Linked DNA regions of Homo sapiens: region 2 is linked to region 1. A link is a loop called in an ENCODE intact Hi-C map of the cell type or tissue named here. Cell type or tissue: B cell. All regions are shown on one strand.

Region 1 (8,000 bases):
CCAGGCCTCGGCAGACTGGCTCTCCGAGGGTGTCTGGGCCTGGGCAGCCGAGGTCTTGTTAACCCCAAATCCCACAGGACTCGCATAGAGTGCAGAATCCCGGTTTTCTGAATTGGTGCTAAAGGCTCAGTGGCCTGGCCCTGCTGTGAAGCCACAGGGCTTGTGCTCTGGGAGCCTTGGCCGACACAGGTGCCCCGCCGCCTCCTCTGCTGCTGCAGCCTCAAGGGCTACAAAGAAAGCTCCTTCTGCCCGTGCAGCGTGGGCTCCTGGGTCCCCTGCAGGCCACCATGGCTGCTGCTCCAGCTGTGGTCCCCCCAGAGGCTTCTCCAGGCAGTGCCTGCCGACTCTCCGGTGCTTCCCTTATTTTATTCCTCTTCCGGGCACTAAGTTTCGGTTTCCTTTTCATTGTTCTTTGTTGGTCTGTTCATTCATTCATGCATGCATGTGTTGGTTCATTCATTCATTCTCAGAGTACCATGGTGGCTCTGAGGACAGAGGTCAGACCCAGCTGGGTTGGAACCTGCTGCTCCCTAGCAGTGGGCCTCTGGGCAGATGTTTTAACCATAGAACTCGGCTTCCTTGTCTGAAAACGTGGCTCCTTCTAGGACAGTCAAGAAGGTTCAATGAAATGATGGATGTGGAGCCCCAGGACGTGACCTGAGGATGGTGCTTGTCATGTTGGGGTCTGTGTCCCTCCCTTGGGCACATTCTCTCCTTCCTTCCTTTCCAGCTTCCTGAGGACGGTCCAGTGCCGGGGGCTGGGCACAGGCCTGAGTGAGATGCGGCCCTTGTCCCCCGGCCTTTTTGGTCTGGGTCCTCACCTCTGCACCGAGTCCCCCTGGGGCTGCTCGGCAGCTCTGAGGGGGCCACTCTGCCTCTGCCCAGTGGTCCTGCTTTCTCACGGGGGTTATCAGGCCTCTGCTCCTCGCGCCTCACTCTGAGAGGGTCCTTCCACCTGACTCATGGCTCCCATCCCTCCATGCCCCTGCCCAGGTGCCCACACATGTGTGCCCCAGAACATGGCTGCACACACTTGCATACCCCACGAGCACACACGTGTGTGCATGCATACACCCCATGGTCCTTGAGCACACATGTCCTGGGCCCTGGCATGCACTCCCCCAGGCGTCATGTATACACACAGTCCACACGTTTGCAAACGGGCAGACACACCTCCCTCTTGCACATCCGTGCACACCCAGCCCATATCTTCCTGCCCCTGCGTGTGCACACAGTCCCAGTTAGTTTACACCGTGCACACCTCTCCATACATACAGGTTCCCAGCTGTGCGACCACTCACCCACACGTATGCATTTATTTTTTAACACACACATGCATACCATTTAGTAGGACCCCATGTACAAGCATCTGAGTGCTTTACAAATTCAAATGTATTTAATCCCCCTATCAACACTAGGAGGTAGTTTCTGTTATTAGCGCCATTTTACAAATGAGGAAACTGAGGTGTAGAGCAGTTAGATCGGTGTAGAGAAGCTAGATCGTGTGCTCAAGGCTTCAGTCCAGGCTCTTGGCCCTGACACGATGCTGTTTGCCTGTTGAAGATGTGTGTGCATGCATGCACCATTCACACTGTGAACGTGTCCCAGCATGGCCACACCCCCTCACCGTATACACATATGGCCATGAGCACTCAATCTCAAGGTCATGGATGCACATGCCTCACACCTATGCATGGAAGGACACTCGGCACACATACTTGTCTCTGCACACACACACCACTTGCACACCCATGTACACATGTGCCCCAAGCCTCGCCCCAATCTCCAGCTCCCTTTCAGAGTCCCTTCTAGGATATTCTCTGATTTCTCCCAAGTGCCCAGTTCGGGAGGGAAGTGACTGCACAGATCTGGACCTGGCGATGACCTCTGAGTGGGAGGCAGCCCTGGCTGAGCTGTCTCCTCACCTTAGCATCCGCCTGTCCCGGCGCCCATGTAGCTTCCTTGTCATCCATCTTCTGGGCTGGCCCAGGACACGTGCCCCCATCCCAGCCTCCAAGAATCTGGGAATGTCCTTAGCAGACTGGGCTGGCATGTGGCCTCTGCCCGGGGAGCAGAGGTGGCTCCCCAAAGGCTTCCTGAGAAGTGGTGGAGGAGACTCAGCTTCCCCGTCCAGTCCTTTACCCCTCCTTTACCCAGCAGCGCCCTCTGAATCTGAAACAGTTTTGGGGGCGGCAGCTCCGGTCCTGCCCAGCAACTCGCAGTTGTTGCCTGTGGCATTCAGATTCAAGTCTGGGCTTGTCAGCCCGGGCGAGACTCTCCTATTTTGGCCCTATGGGAGGCATCCAAACTCCTCTGCCCTTGCCTTCCGGGGCGCCCCACGCACTCTGGGCTTCACCTGGCTCCTCTGCTTTGCTTGGGCTGCTGACTTCTGGAGGAGCCCTTTCTTCCTTCTCTCTCCTGATGCAGAACATACCCAGTCTCCCTGGGGCAATCGGCCTTCTTCAGCCACTCCTTGGTCTCTGCTCCTCTTTCCCTCCCTCACTCTGTGTCCTGCCAGCCCCAGCCTCTGGCGACTTTTAGAGCTGGTGCGCAGTCCTGCCTGAGCATCGGTGAACATGACGCCATGGGCTGTGGCTTAACGATTCTTTTGGTGAATTTTGATTCTTTATCAAAATTTCCTTCCTTCCTTCCGTCCTTCCTTCCTTCCGTCCTTCCTTCCTTCCTTCCTTCCTTCCTTCCTGCCTCCCTCCCTCCCTGCCTCCCTCTGTCCCTCCCTCCCTCCCTCTCTCCTTTCCTCCCTTCCTCTCTCCTTTCCTCCCTTCCTCCTTCTCTCTCTCCTTCTCTCCCTCCTCCCTCCCCTCCCTCCCTCTCTCTCTCTCCCTTCCTCCCTCCCTCCCTCCTTCTTTCCTCCCCCTTTTCTTTCTTTCTTTCTTTTTTTTTTTTGAGATGGAGTCTCACTCTGTCGCCAGGCTGGAGTGCAGTGGTGCGATCTCCGCTCACTGCAACCTCTGCCTCCCGGGTTGAAGTGATTCTCCTGCCTCAGCCTCCTGAGTAGCTGGGACTACAGGCGCGTGCCACCACATCCAGCTAATTTTTGTATTTTTAGTAGAGACTGGGTTTCACCATATTGGCCAGGCTGATCTTGAACTCCTGACCTCAAATGATCCACCCACCTTGGCCTCCCAAAGTGTTGGCATTACAGGCATGAGCCACTGTGCCCTCCCCGGCCCACTGTTTCCTTTCCCTCCCTCTCTGTCCTTCCCTTCCTCCCTCCCTTCCTTCTTTCTTTCCTTCCTTCTTTGCATGTGCCAAGCCAAGCCTTGTGCATCTGCGTCTTTGAAGTCCTCACGAGTTGAACTAACAAGAGAAGAAAAACCCAGGATATGAGAAATCATTGGATTGCGCAGGTGCCCTCTGCCAATTGGTTAGCAAGTTTTTACGAGCAAATCTGGTGGTTATCCTTTGGAAAATAAGCAAAGGCAAACCACTTCCTGCCACTTCCAGGAGCTGCTCAAGTGCCGGAGCTTTCTAAGACCTACTGAGAATCTGAAACTTCAGGCCAGCGTCCTCCGTTTTCCTGGAGAACGCAGTAATTTGTGTTGGTGAAATTCCACTGGGCCTGATGGGGTTGGAGATTGCATTTCAGTCTTGTCTTGCTAAGGAATTTCTGAGATCGAGTAATTTGGCAAGAAGAGAAAAGGAGAACAACTTTGGGTTGTGACGCACGGGCAGCAAATGCCCGTCCTATTTTGGGACTGGTGCCTCCTGCTTTGCGTGTGCCACACAGCCTCAGGGGACCTGAAGCCCCTCTTTGGCCCCAGGGGGAGCTCTGGCAGTGCCCTGTGCCACGCATTGTATCGGGCTCCTTGCACTCCTTCTTACTTGACTTATAAGGTTACGCTATTAAATAGCGTCATCTGCAGAACAGCCCTAAATTCTTGAATGGGGAGAGAAAATGCGGTAGCTGGGGGTGGAGTGGGGTCGGGGGCAGGATCTCAGGATGGGTGTGGCATGGGCATTGATGCTTAGGTTTGACTCTGGTTCTTTTTTTTTTTTTTTTTTTCTGAGACGGTGTCTCGCTCTGTCGCCCAGGCTGGAGTGCAGTGTCGTGATCTCAGCTCACTGCAACTTCTGCTTCCCAGGTTCTCGCAATTCTCCTGCCTCAGCCTCCCGAGTAGCTGGAATTACAGGTGCATGCCACCATACCCAGCTAATTTTTGTATTTTTAGTAGAGTCGGGATTTCACCCTGTTGGCCAAGCTGGTCTCGAACTCCTGACCTCAAGTGATCCGCCCACCTCGGCCTCCCAAAGTGCTGGGGTTACAGGCGTGAGCCATTCTGCTACTAACCGGCAAGTGACTTAAGTCCTTGTGCCTTCCTTGCCTGATTTATGAAATGGCAACAATCCTGGGGATGATGGGAGGACTTTTTTATTCAGTCAACACATGAGTGGTGCCTACTATATGCTAGGCCCTATTCTAAGTGTTGCAACTATTAAATAGAGTAGTCTGCAGAGCAGCCCTAAGGGGCAGCTACTGCCTAGCTCCGATGAGGAAACTGAGGCCCAGAGAGGTTAAGTAACGTACCCAGCTGCTAGGAGGCAGGGCTGGGCTTCAGACCATGGAGTCTGGACCCGGGACCTGGGCTGACAGTTGCAGCATAACAAGGATTAGGTGAGATGCTACATCAGTGAGGTGACCACTTGTCCTGTTTTGCCTGGACAGTCCCAGTTTACACTTGTAGTCCTAGTAAAGTGATCAGTGACGCTTCATTTCATTCATAGATTACATGGTCAACTTATGTATTGAGTATTCAGGACAATCCTGGGGACATGGTGGCACTGCCTCCATGTGAGCAATGGAGGGGGAGGTGACATGGCCACAGAGCACCCAGCCTGGCTCGCCTGGGGGTGCCTGGGTTACCCGCAGAACGGAGATGTCCTCGTTCATTAACTCATTCGCTCAGCGATCCATGGGCCTGTCACGTGCGCCAGGCATTTGGGCGTCATGCTGATGGCTGGGCGAGGATGGGGAGGACTCAGACAAAAGAAGACAGCCAGCAGGCTCTGGGAAATGAAGTCACATCCAAGACCTGCCCTTGTGAGAAATGTCAAGTGTTACCGTTATCATCATATTCCCATTGCTTTGTTTGGCAAATTATGACAATATGGCTGTTAACTAAGCAGATTCTGATTACCTATTGTTTGAATGCAAAAAACAAAACAAAAAAAGAAGCAAGAAAAAGCCTTCTGGCTATGTGACCAGTATTTAGAAATTTCCATTCCTGAACAGGCCTCAGGGCAGAGCCAGTCCCCAGGCTGTGCGGAGCCACTGCTGTCCCTGCAATGCCGGGTAATCACTTTGTCTTTGCTGCTGCATCCATCACGCCCTGTCTCTCTGTCCTTAGATATGTTTGCGTGATGTCGTGGGATGTGGCTTTCCCAGGCAGTCTGTTAAGCAGCCAGAGATCTACTCTGGCCTCCTCGTTGATGTTTCATTAAAGAGCTGCCCTAGTTCAGCACAACCTAAATATTACAGCTAAAGAACACAGGCCCCGGAGTACGGTGACCAGTTTGTTCTGATTTGCCCAATACTGTCCCAATTATACTGAAAGTCTTGAATTCCAGGAGATCCCTCAGTCCCAGGGAAACCGGGATACATGGTTACCCTGCTCTGGAGTGAACACAGCCCTGGGTCATCATCTGTGGCTCTGCTGTGTGACAGCCGGGTGCTTGATGGTGAAGAGTTTCCCCCTGGTATGAGCAGTCAGTGTTATCCCTGGTCTCAGTGGATCACTGGGTCGCCTGCCTAGTCCCAGATACCTCTGATCCCTTTATTTTAATTTTTATTTTTTGAGGCAGGGTCTCTGTGCACCCAGGCTGGAGTGCAGTGGCAACAATTATGGCTTACTGCAGCCTTGACCCCCCAGGCTCAAGCCATCCTCCCACCTCAGCCTCCCGAGTAGGTGGGACCATAGATACATGCCACTGCACCTGGCTAATTTTTAAATTTTTTTGTACAGACAGGTCTCTCTGTGTTGCTGAGGTTGTTCTTGAACTCTTGAGCTCAAGCGATCCTCCTGCCCTGGCCTCCCAAGGTGCTGGGATTATAGGCCTGAGCCACCGCGCCTGGCCTTCTGCCCCATTGAGGTGCCAGTCTGGTCACCTTATCTCACTGTGGATGTCTAGAAGTGAATTCTGAATCTCAACCCACTGCCTTGTTCTGAGGTTGCCTGAACCCCATGGCACCCCTCCAGATCCCTGAGCGGATCACCAGGCCTGTCAGTGACAGACGTCATCACCTGGGAACAGGGCAGGATGTGGCTGAGTAGCTGACATGTAATGAGGGCGTGTTCACACCTGGCCCTGTGCTCCATGGACTTTATATTTAAATCCTCACATGCCAACTGTCATTTTATAAATGGAGAGGTGAGGCTTGGGAAGGTTCAGTTATTTCACCAGTGTTAGAAAAAGGTCAGTGGGGTTGGGCGCCGTGGCTTACACCTGTAATTCCAGCACTTGGGAAGGCCGAGGGAGGCAGATCACTTGGGGTCAGAAGTTTGAGACCAGCCTGGCCCACATGGTGAAACCCCCTCTCTACTAAAAATACAAAAATTAGCCTGGCGTGGTCGTGGGCGCCAGTAATCCCAAGTACTTGGGAGGCTGAGGCAGGAGAATCGCTTGAACCCGGGAGGCAGAGGTTGCAGTGGGCTGAGATCATGCCACTGCACTTCAGCCTTGGTGATAGAGTGAGACTGTCTCAAAAAAAGGAAAAAAGAAAATAGAAAATGGCCAGCGGGGCTGGGCACCATGGCTCATGCCTGTAATCTTAGCACTTTGGGAGGCCAAGGCAGGTGGATCACTTGAGGTCAAAAGTTTGAGACTACCCTGGCCAACATGGTGAAACTCTGTCTCTACTAAAAATACAAAAATTAGCCGGGTGTAGTAGTGGGTGCCAGTAATCCCAGCTACTCGGGAGGCTGAGGCAGGAGAATCGCTTGAACCCAGGAGATGGAGGTTGCAGTGAGCCAGGATTGTGCCATCGCACTCCAGCCTCGGCGACAGAGTGAGACTCGTCTCAAAAAAAAAAAAAAAAAAAAAAAAAGAAAAGAAAAGAAAAAATGGCCGGTGGGCCTGCAGCCCACCTGTGCTGTGTGTGCTCCACGGTCTGTGCCATTCCACGAGTGGTCCCAGTCTGTGCCTATCTGCAGAGCTTGTTACCAGCCTCTAGGGAGAGAAATGAGGAGAGCAAGAGTGAGGGTGTGGAACCCTTTTAGCATTTTGACATTCCAATGAAATTTTCATTATAGTTTTCAAAAATATTGGTTTACAGTGGATTGGAAAGAAAATAAAAATGGGTCTTTTCCCACAGACAGTTTGGAAAGTGCTGCTTTAGACCCTGCTCTTTTGACCCCTTGAATCAGCCAGTGAGGCTGGGCTGTGCAACGGTAACGGGCAGCGCAGCTGCTCAACACACCTGAGGTTTATTTCTCCTTCATGCTAAATGTCCAGGGCACATCAGTCGGGAGCCTTGCTCATCTGATCGTGCAGTGACCCAGCCGATGGAGGGCCCGTCTCAACATGTGCTTCTGCTGTCCTGGAGGCAGGACGGGGGTGTGGCCACTTGTACAGGACACACATCACTGCTCATGGTTCATTGGCCAGCACAAGTCACGTAGCCACACCTATAATTTATAGGGGTGGGTGAAGAGGGAAGGGAAGTGGAATCCCTCATGTGTTCTGAAAAAGGAGAGAACTGGGCCTGTGTGGAGGCCATGTTGTTGTTTCGCTTCTGCCTGTTCTTGCTTCCATGTGGGCCTGGTCCTCCAGACCCCACGCCTGGAGAGCTGCTGATCTTGTGCGTTTTGTCCATTTGCACCCTGGTTTTCAAAGGCAGCGGGGTCTGTGAGCCCCAGAGCCTCAGCTGGGACCTGCTGGGCCGAGTTTCTGGTCCCTCTTGGAGCTTTAGTGCTTTCTTAGTTTGGGAACTGAAAGCCTTGTCTGTTTCCCCAGACTGTGAAGAAAGTTATGAGTAGTGTCAG
Region 2 (8,000 bases), 330 kb after region 1:
GGGTGGATCACCTGAGGTCGGGAGTTCAAGTCCAACCTGATCAACATGGAGAAACCCCGTCTCTACTAAAAATACAAAAGTAGCCAGGCATGGTGGCGGATGCCTGTAATCCCAGCTCTTTGAGAGGCTGAGGAAGGAGAATTGCTTGCACCTGGGAGGCGGAGCTTGCACTGAGCCGAGATCATGCCATTGCACTCCAGCCTGCGCAACAAGAGCAAAACTCCGTCTCAAAAAAAAAAAAAAAAAAAAAAGTTGACTCATTGAAACACACAAATAAGCAAAATGATCTTCACCTGACAAAACACTCCTGTACCCTGATGCAGTTCCCAGGCCAACAACTTGTGAAGTCTGTTCCAGACTGTTGAGAAATGTCATTTTTTTTTTTTTTTTTTTTTTTTTTTTGAGACAGAATCTTGCTCTGTCACCCAGGCTGGAATGCAGTGGTGTGATCTCGGCTCACTGCAAGCTCCGCCTCCCAAGTACACGCCATTCTCCTGCCTCAGCCTCCTGGGACTACAGGTGCCTGCCACCACGCCCGGCTAATTTTTTTGTATTTTTAGTAGAGACTGGGTTTCACCATGTTAGCCAGGATGGTCTCGATCTCCTGACCTCGTGATCCACCCATCTCGGCCTCCCAAAGTGGTGGGATTACAGGCGTGAGCCACCGCACCCGGCCGAGAAGCGTCATTTTTATTCTGTGCTGTGGTGTGGTGCCTCTTCCTTTGCTTTTATGAGCTGCAGTTTTGATCAGCGAGTCCTTGCGGGTCAGCAGAGGGTCTTGAGAAAAGGTTGCTTTTACAACCTTAAGCAAGTTATAAAAGTCGTCTGAGACTCAGTTTCCTCATATAGAAGCCAGCCGTCACAGCCTCAGCCTTCCGAAGCTGCTGTGATGATTGAACAATGTGGCATTTTCCTGAGTGCCTGGTGAAGTCGGGTACATAGAAGGTTTCAACAAATGTGAATTTATTTCCCCTTAACTTGCATTCCTTTTTCTTTTCTGAATGCCGAGGTGGGTGGATCATGAGTTCAGGAGATAAGAGGCTGTATCTTACCAACTGCATTCTGATTTTACAGGAGATCACAGAATGAATTTCCTGTGTGGGCCATTCTCTCAAACATTGCTAGTCTCAGGAATAGTCAGAAAAGCACAGGACCTGGCTTTTAATGATGACAAGGACTGCCCCCTCTGCCCTGTCTTTTTTGTATCTGTGATTTTCATTCATTAATGGGGTAGTTAGTAGTTTTTATTTTATTTTATTTTTTTTGAGACGGAGTCTGGCTCTGTCACCCAGGCTGGAGTGCAGTGGCACGATCTCGGCTCACTGCAACCTCTGTCTTCCGGGTTCAAGCGATTCTCCTGCCTCAGCCTCCTGAGTAGCTGGGATTACATGCACACACCAACGTGCCCGGCTAATTTTTGTATTTTTAGTAGAGATGGGATTTCACCCTGTTGGTCAGGCTGGCCTTGAACTCCTGACTTCAGGTGATCTGCCCGCCTCGGCCTCCCAAAGTGCTGGGATTACAGGCGTGAGCCACCGTGCCTAGCCAGTTTCACCATGTTGACCAGGCTAGTCTCGAACTCCTAAGCTCAGGTGATCCACCCTCCTTGGCCTCCCGAAGTGTTGGGATTACAGGTGTGAGCCACCACACCCGGCCCATTTCTCTGTTTTATATTGCCATGATACCTTTGCCAAAAGTGAGAAATTAACATTACCACATCGCTATCAAAGTTCCAGAATTTATTTGGACTTTAACAGTTTCTCCTCGTATGTTCTCCTTCTGTTCCAGGATTCATCCAGGACACCACATTGCACCTAGTTTTTGTTTATTTCCATCGATATGTAGAGGTGTTTCTTTCTTTTGAATTGCTGTAGAGCATTCCATTGGTGACAAGAGCCATTTTGTCCACTCTCTCCTGCTGGGCATTTGTGCTGAGTCCCTTTCTCCTTTGAAATTGCAGAGGGTGCTGTGGTAGCTGTGGATGGGGAAGGAACCTCTGAGTGGGGGGGCGTGTGTATTTCCAGCCTCAGTAGTGAGTGCCAAATCGCTCTCTAGGGGGCTTATTCTACCTCTCGGTGGCATCCCCACTAGGTGCCAGGCACTTTCCTGCTGTGGACCCATGAACGGGCAGTGCTGTCTTGCCTTCAAGGAGTGGAGAGATTAAATATATAATAGTGGCCGGGTGCAGTGGCTCATGCCTATAATCTCAGCACTTTGGGAGGCTGAGGCAGGGGGATCACTTGAGCCCAGGGATTTGAGAATAGCCTGGGTAACATGATGAAACCCTGTCTCTACAAAAAGTACAAAAATTAGCCAGGCATGTTGGCACGCATCTGTGGTCCCAGCTACTTAGGAGTCTGAGGTGGGAAGATCACCTAAGCCCAGGAGGTTGAGGCTGTAGTGAGCTGTGATCATGCCACTCACTCCAGCAGTGTCTTGTCTTTTTCTTCTTCTTTTTTCTTGAGACAGAGTCTTGCTCTGTGGCCCAGGCTGGAGGGCAGTGGTGCTACTTTTGGCTCACTGCAACCTCCACTTCTTGGGTTCAAGCGTTTCTTGTGCCTCAGCCTTCCAAGTAGCTGGGATTATAGGCGCATGCCACCACCACTGGCTAATTTTTGTATTTTTATTAGAGACAGGATTTCACCACGTTGGCCATGCTGGTCTTGGAACTCCTGACCTCAAGTGATCCATAGGCCTCAGCCTCCCAAAGTGCTGGGATTACAGGCATAAGCCCCCATGCCTGGTAAGACTGTGTCTTAAAAAACAACAACAAAAAAATGTGTGGGGTGTGTGTGTGTGTGTGTGTATATATATATATACACACATATATTTTATATATGTATATATATGAATGAAATGGCAAAATCATCTGCCAAGGGCTGCAGCTGACTCCAGAGGACCCTGGAGGAGACTGACAGACACAGTGTGTGATAGTGGAGGGGGATGGGAAGGGTGAGGGGGGCATCGGGCTTCTGGATGACTGAGGGTATATGCAAGTGCAGAGACAGCGTGACTAGAATGTCCAGGCAGGAGAGGGGAGATGGACAGGCACTGCGGGTCATGAGGGTTTCAGAGAGCATACGCAGTGTGTCCCAGCTGGTGACAACCTTGCTCTTCCTACAACCAACCATACACATTTCCATCTTGGGGCCTTTGCATTTACTATTTGCTCTGCCTGAAATATTCTATCTCAGACATCAGCCCAGATGTCACCACCTCTGGGGAGGCCTCCCTGATAACACCTTCTATGAGAGCCCCTCCCTCCTGGTCACACACCATGCTTTGCTCTTCTTTGGTTTAGTTTTTGTAGCACTTGTGATTGCCAAGTGTAATAAATATTGACTTGTCTCTGTCTCCTCCTATTAGAATGTAATTCTTCGAGGCCAGGAATTTGGTCTGTTTTATTCATAGCTGTATCCCCAGCTCCCAGAACAGTGCCTGGCACGCTGGCTTTTACCTACTCTTTGTTGACCTAATGGCTGAATGAACGGACGTGACCATCATCGTGAGAATCTGTGGATAATAGCAGCAAACATTTAAACACAGGCTGTGTGCCAGGCACTGCACTAAGCACTTGGCCATGAACTTGGTCTCCTTAAATCCTCATGTCAATGCCACGAAACTGGCCCTCTCTATTTGTCTCAGTTTTACACCTGGGGACATGGTGGGGTTAGTATTTGAACCTCATCCAACCCCATACTCCAGTTGGGACCCCTGGCTGGGTCTCTGACCAGTGCTGGGAAAGAGGGAGGCAGGTAGATTTCAGCCCCAAGCTGTGGAGTCCAGCAGGCATTTGTACCCCGAGTGGGACTCAGATCCTTGTGTTAGGGGGAACTTAGGCCAGAAGTGCCTGGGCTAGAGGGTAATGGGGACCCCAGGAGGCTCCCCGCTCTTGCCCCAATCCTGCCTTGTCTGAAAGGGAAGGAAGGCTCTTACCTTCTAGCTGTCTGCAACAGGAACTGCCGGGAGGCCACGCTAGCCATCCCCCAACTTTGGTTTGCAAAACTCTGAGCCTGGTGGGGAAATGAAGGGCTGGCTTGCTAACCACAAATGAAGACTCATTTGCACAGGCAAAGCGGGGGCAGGGGTGACTCCTCTTGCCCTAGCGGAAGGGACTGACTTCTGCAGGCTGCTGTCTTGCTGGAGCCAGTCATGCCCCACCATTGAGCCTGGGCACTCGGACACAGTTACCAGCAGTGGGCTTTGTCGTCCTCCGGCCTCAGTCTTCTCCTTTGATAAATGGAGGGGGGGAATAGTGATATTGTGGCGATTCTGTGGCACTCAAATGAGGAAATGCACATAAAGCCTTTGCTCAGTGCCTGACTCATGGTGAATACTTGGGGGGATATTCACCATCATTGTTAACAGTGGTAGTGGTCAGAGGTGGCAGTCACCATCAGAGCCTCTCTCCTGGGCTCCGCTCCACATGGCAGCCACATTTTAGGAATAATCCTCAGATTAAGCAAAAGAGGTTAAGTGAATATTCCCTAATGCATGCTCTTCTTTTCCTTTTTGAGTAGAATCTGTCCCCACCCTGCCTTTTTTTGAGACACGATCTCACTCTATCACCCAGGTGGGAGCGCAGTGGCATGATCACGGCTCACTGCAACCTCTGTCTCCTGGGTTCAAGCTATCTTCCCACCTCAGCCTCCCAGGTAGCTGGGACTACTGATGTGCACTACCATGCCCAGCTAATTTGTGTGTGTGTGTGTATGTATTTTTTGTGGAGATGGGATTTTGCCGTGTTGCCCAGGCTGGTCTTAAACTGCAGAGCTGAAGCCATTCTCCTGCCTCAGCCTCCCTTAGTGCTGGGATTACAGGCATGAGCCATTGCGCCCAGGCAGAATCTACCATTTTAATTACACTTCTGTGAGTGGTATGATATCCAGTTGACTGCGTGAGGATCAGATCCCATTCTTGCAAAGCTAGAGAATGAGGCAGAGGCCTGCCATCCTTGCAGCTAGTGGGAGACCCTGTGGGTGACCCATTAGCCATAAGAGAGCAGGCTAAGTGCCCAGATAGGAAGGTGTCAGCGTGTGAGGCCCAGGCAGCCAGTGGTCAGCCGATACTTGAAGGCCTCCTGTGTGCCCAGCTTGCTGCTGGGGCCATGACAGTAACTGAGGGAAACAAGTCACGCTTGTGAGATGTGATGAGGACCTGGAAAGGGAAGTCCAGAAGCGGAAGGCAACCTCTCAGAGAGGGGGTGTCTTGTGGGGACTTACAGCCAAGGTGAGGGTGCTTTCCTGCTGGCACCCACCTCGCAGAACCCATTCCTTCCCTGAGTCTGGTCTGTGAGAAGAGCCCACAGCATGAGGATACCACGTTTGGGGTTCAGCAACCCCAGAATGAAAATCACCCTTTAAAGAAGGAGTGCTTTACCTTTCTGTGGGGGCCACAGCCTGGTTGTGTGTTAGAGTCACTGGGCTCTGGAGAAGCTTCTGGAGGACTGGGGCCTTCTTTCGCAATCTGTCCACACCCCCAGGGTCCTTTTTCCTGGACTGTGGCTCCGGTCGGTACACGGGTCCTGAGCCAGTATTCTGGCCCGGGGTGGCCGTTCCCTGTGGGTGAGGAGGAGGCACCTGGAAGCCCCTGGCCTCTCCTGTTAATCACTGACAAGGTAAAAGGATACTCCTGCCTGTTTTTTTTTTTTTCAATTTCAAAATTTAAAAAAATCTTTTTTTTTTTTGAGTCAGGATTTCACTCTGTCACCCAGGCTGGAGTGCGGTGGTGTGATCACAGCTCACTGTACCTTCCACCTCCTAGGATCAAGAAATGCTCCTACCTCATCCTCCTGAGTAGCTGGGACCACAGGCATGCACCACTACTCCTGGCTAATTATTATATATATTTTTTTGTAGAGGTGGGAACTTACAGCCAAGGTGAGGGTGTTGCCTAGGCTGGTCTCGGAATTCCTGGGCTCGAGCTGTCCTCCTGCCTTGGCCTCCCAAAGTGGTGGGGTTACAAGCATGAGCCACGGCGCCCGGCCTCCTGTGTGTCTTGCCTAACGATTGCCTTTGGCGATGGGAGTGCTGAATGCTTCTGGCATCTCTCTGTCTGCAGAGGCTTACCTGACTTCAAAGGAAGCATTCATCTTTAGCCAGAAGCTAGCAGGTTCACCCCAAGGTTTTCTGAGAGGTCATTCAGGGAGCAGCTGCTGGAACGTGGGAATGGGGACAGGAGGTAACTGGACTTACCTTGTCTCCGGGCCTTCCACTGTGGGCCACCCGCACAGACTACCCTGGTGTCTTTGGCATCAAAACCCAGCCAGGTGGCCTTGAATGGGTGACTTCATCTTCCTGGGCTGTCTCTGGAAAATGGGGCTTTCTTCCCAAGATTGGTGGGAGGATTAAAGAGATGTTGAGGTCAACTCTGACACCTATTAAATGTTCAGTAAGGGGGACCTGGTTTGTTCTCTGTCCCAGTAGGTGTTTCTGCCCTGAACTTGACCTCGGAGGGCTCGGTGTTCTGCTGGCTGCTGGCAGAATTGTGAGGGCGGTCTGTGTGAGAGTCTTAGCCCAGGAGCCGGCGCGGGTGGTGTTGGAGAACTCTGGGCCTGCAGCTAGACTGGCAGGACTCAGACCCCAGCTTGCCCAACCTGCCTGAGCCTCAGTTTCCCCTTCTGCAAAATGGAGTTGATGATAATGGTAGTTACTTAGGGCTTTGGGAGAGACCGCTGAGATGATGGACAGAGAGCACTCGTCACGTGGTTGATAGACCCTGGATCTGCAGAGCTGCTGCTGCTGCTGCTGCTGTTGGGAGTTTCAGAGCTGGGGCTCCTTGAGGGATGTTCCTGAGAGGAAGATTCTGGTAGGACCCACCTGGGACAGGGTGAGATCTGAGCAGGGTGGGGAGGAGAACCCACTGGACCAAGGCATGGCTGCCCTTTACAAGGGCTCCCAGGACGAGGACAATCTCCTTTAACAAAACCTCCTGCCAGTCCCCAGAGCTTCTTGGCCATGAGCTGAGGAGTTTTTATTTGTTCCTTTGGTCTTTTATGGCTAACTCTGGATTCCTCTTGGGTGGATGGGGAGGCAGCCTTGGTCCATTGTAGAACTGGGTACTACTGCAAAAGTGCCAAGTCCTTGCTGTAATCTGCTCTCTGGAGAACAGACCCTGTGGGCAGGGGAAAGGCCCATTGCCCACCTCCTGGTGTCATGAACACTGTTTTTCTCAGTGGGAGGAGGTGGAGGTACCCAAAGAGGAGGAAGTGGCCTTCCAGGTGCCACTTACTTGGTTTGGTGTCAGCTCTGTTATTGATTCACTGTGTGACCTTGGACAAGCTCCTTGTCTGCTTTGAGCCTTAGAATTTTATGTCTGCAAAATGGGTATAATAATGACTCCTCTGTCGTAGGGTGGCTGGCACGAAATGGGATAATTTAGGTGAAGCAGTTAATATACTACCTTACGTACAGCTAACACTTAGTAAGTAGCTGTTATAATAATAATGAAGATGGCCGGGTGTGGTGGCTCACACCTGTAATCCCAGCACTTTGGGAGGCCAAAGCGGGCAGATCACCTGAGGTCAGGAGTTTGAAAGCAGCCTGGCCAACATGGCGAAACCCCATCTCTACCAAAAATACAAAAATTCGCCGGGTGTGGTGACACTACTTGGGAGGCTGAGGTATGAGAATCGCTTAAACCTGGGAGGTGGAGGTTGCTGTGAGCTGAGATTGTGCCATTGCTCTCTAGCCTGGGCGACAGAGCAAGACTCGGTCTCAAATATAATAATAATAATAATCATAATAATAATGATAATAATTGAAGATAATAGGAAAACCATGTTATTACCTATATTAGTGTCCTGTGGTTGCCATAACACAAGTGCCACAAAATGAGGGACTTAAAACAGAAATGTACTTATTCCCTTGCAGTGTGGAGCTTAGAAGTCTGAAATCAAGGTGTTGGTAGGGCAGTGCTCCCGCTGGAGGCTCTAGGGGAGGATCCTTCCTCTCCTCTTCCTGGCCTCTGGTAGCTGCTGGTGACCCTGGGTGTCCCTTGGC

What was found. Hi-C counts contacts between places; a loop is a spot of excess contacts. Peaks named below come from ENCODE experiments on the same cell type or tissue, not always from the same donor. Only the 100,000 strongest peaks of a DNase experiment are listed, where the experiment ranks them.
Region 2: it touches region 1 in a loop (2.2-fold over the local background); 1 of 110 quality-filtered maps calls a loop at or near these places.

What each region holds. Positions count from the first base shown.
Region 1 is chr16:81,497,604-81,505,603 of GRCh38, forward strand. All of the region lies in intron 1 of CMIP (c-Maf inducing protein), which reads left to right. Among named protein-coding and RNA genes, the nearest start is that of MIR7854, 32 kb to the right of the region's middle. RefSeq lists enhancers at 1-218, 135-254, 315-374, 7,643-7,912, 7,923-7,992. In B cell, CTCF peaks have their summits at 265 and 466; DNase peaks (open chromatin) are centred at 358, 3,818 and 7,648; H3K4me3 peaks cover 1,429 bases; H3K27ac peaks cover 5,966 bases.
Region 2 is chr16:81,827,862-81,835,861 of GRCh38, forward strand. All of the region lies in intron 2 of PLCG2 (phospholipase C gamma 2), which reads left to right. LOC124903731 (a long non-coding RNA gene) reads right to left here and starts at 4,033. Exons shown (of 2, transcript XR_007065139.1): 1 at 3,937-4,033; 2 at 1,725-1,975. RefSeq lists enhancers at 3,383-3,964, 3,965-4,546, 5,237-5,286. In B cell, a CTCF peak has its summit at 4,099; DNase peaks (open chromatin) are centred at 286, 4,030 and 5,190; H3K4me3 peaks cover 3,130 bases; H3K27ac peaks cover 7,745 bases.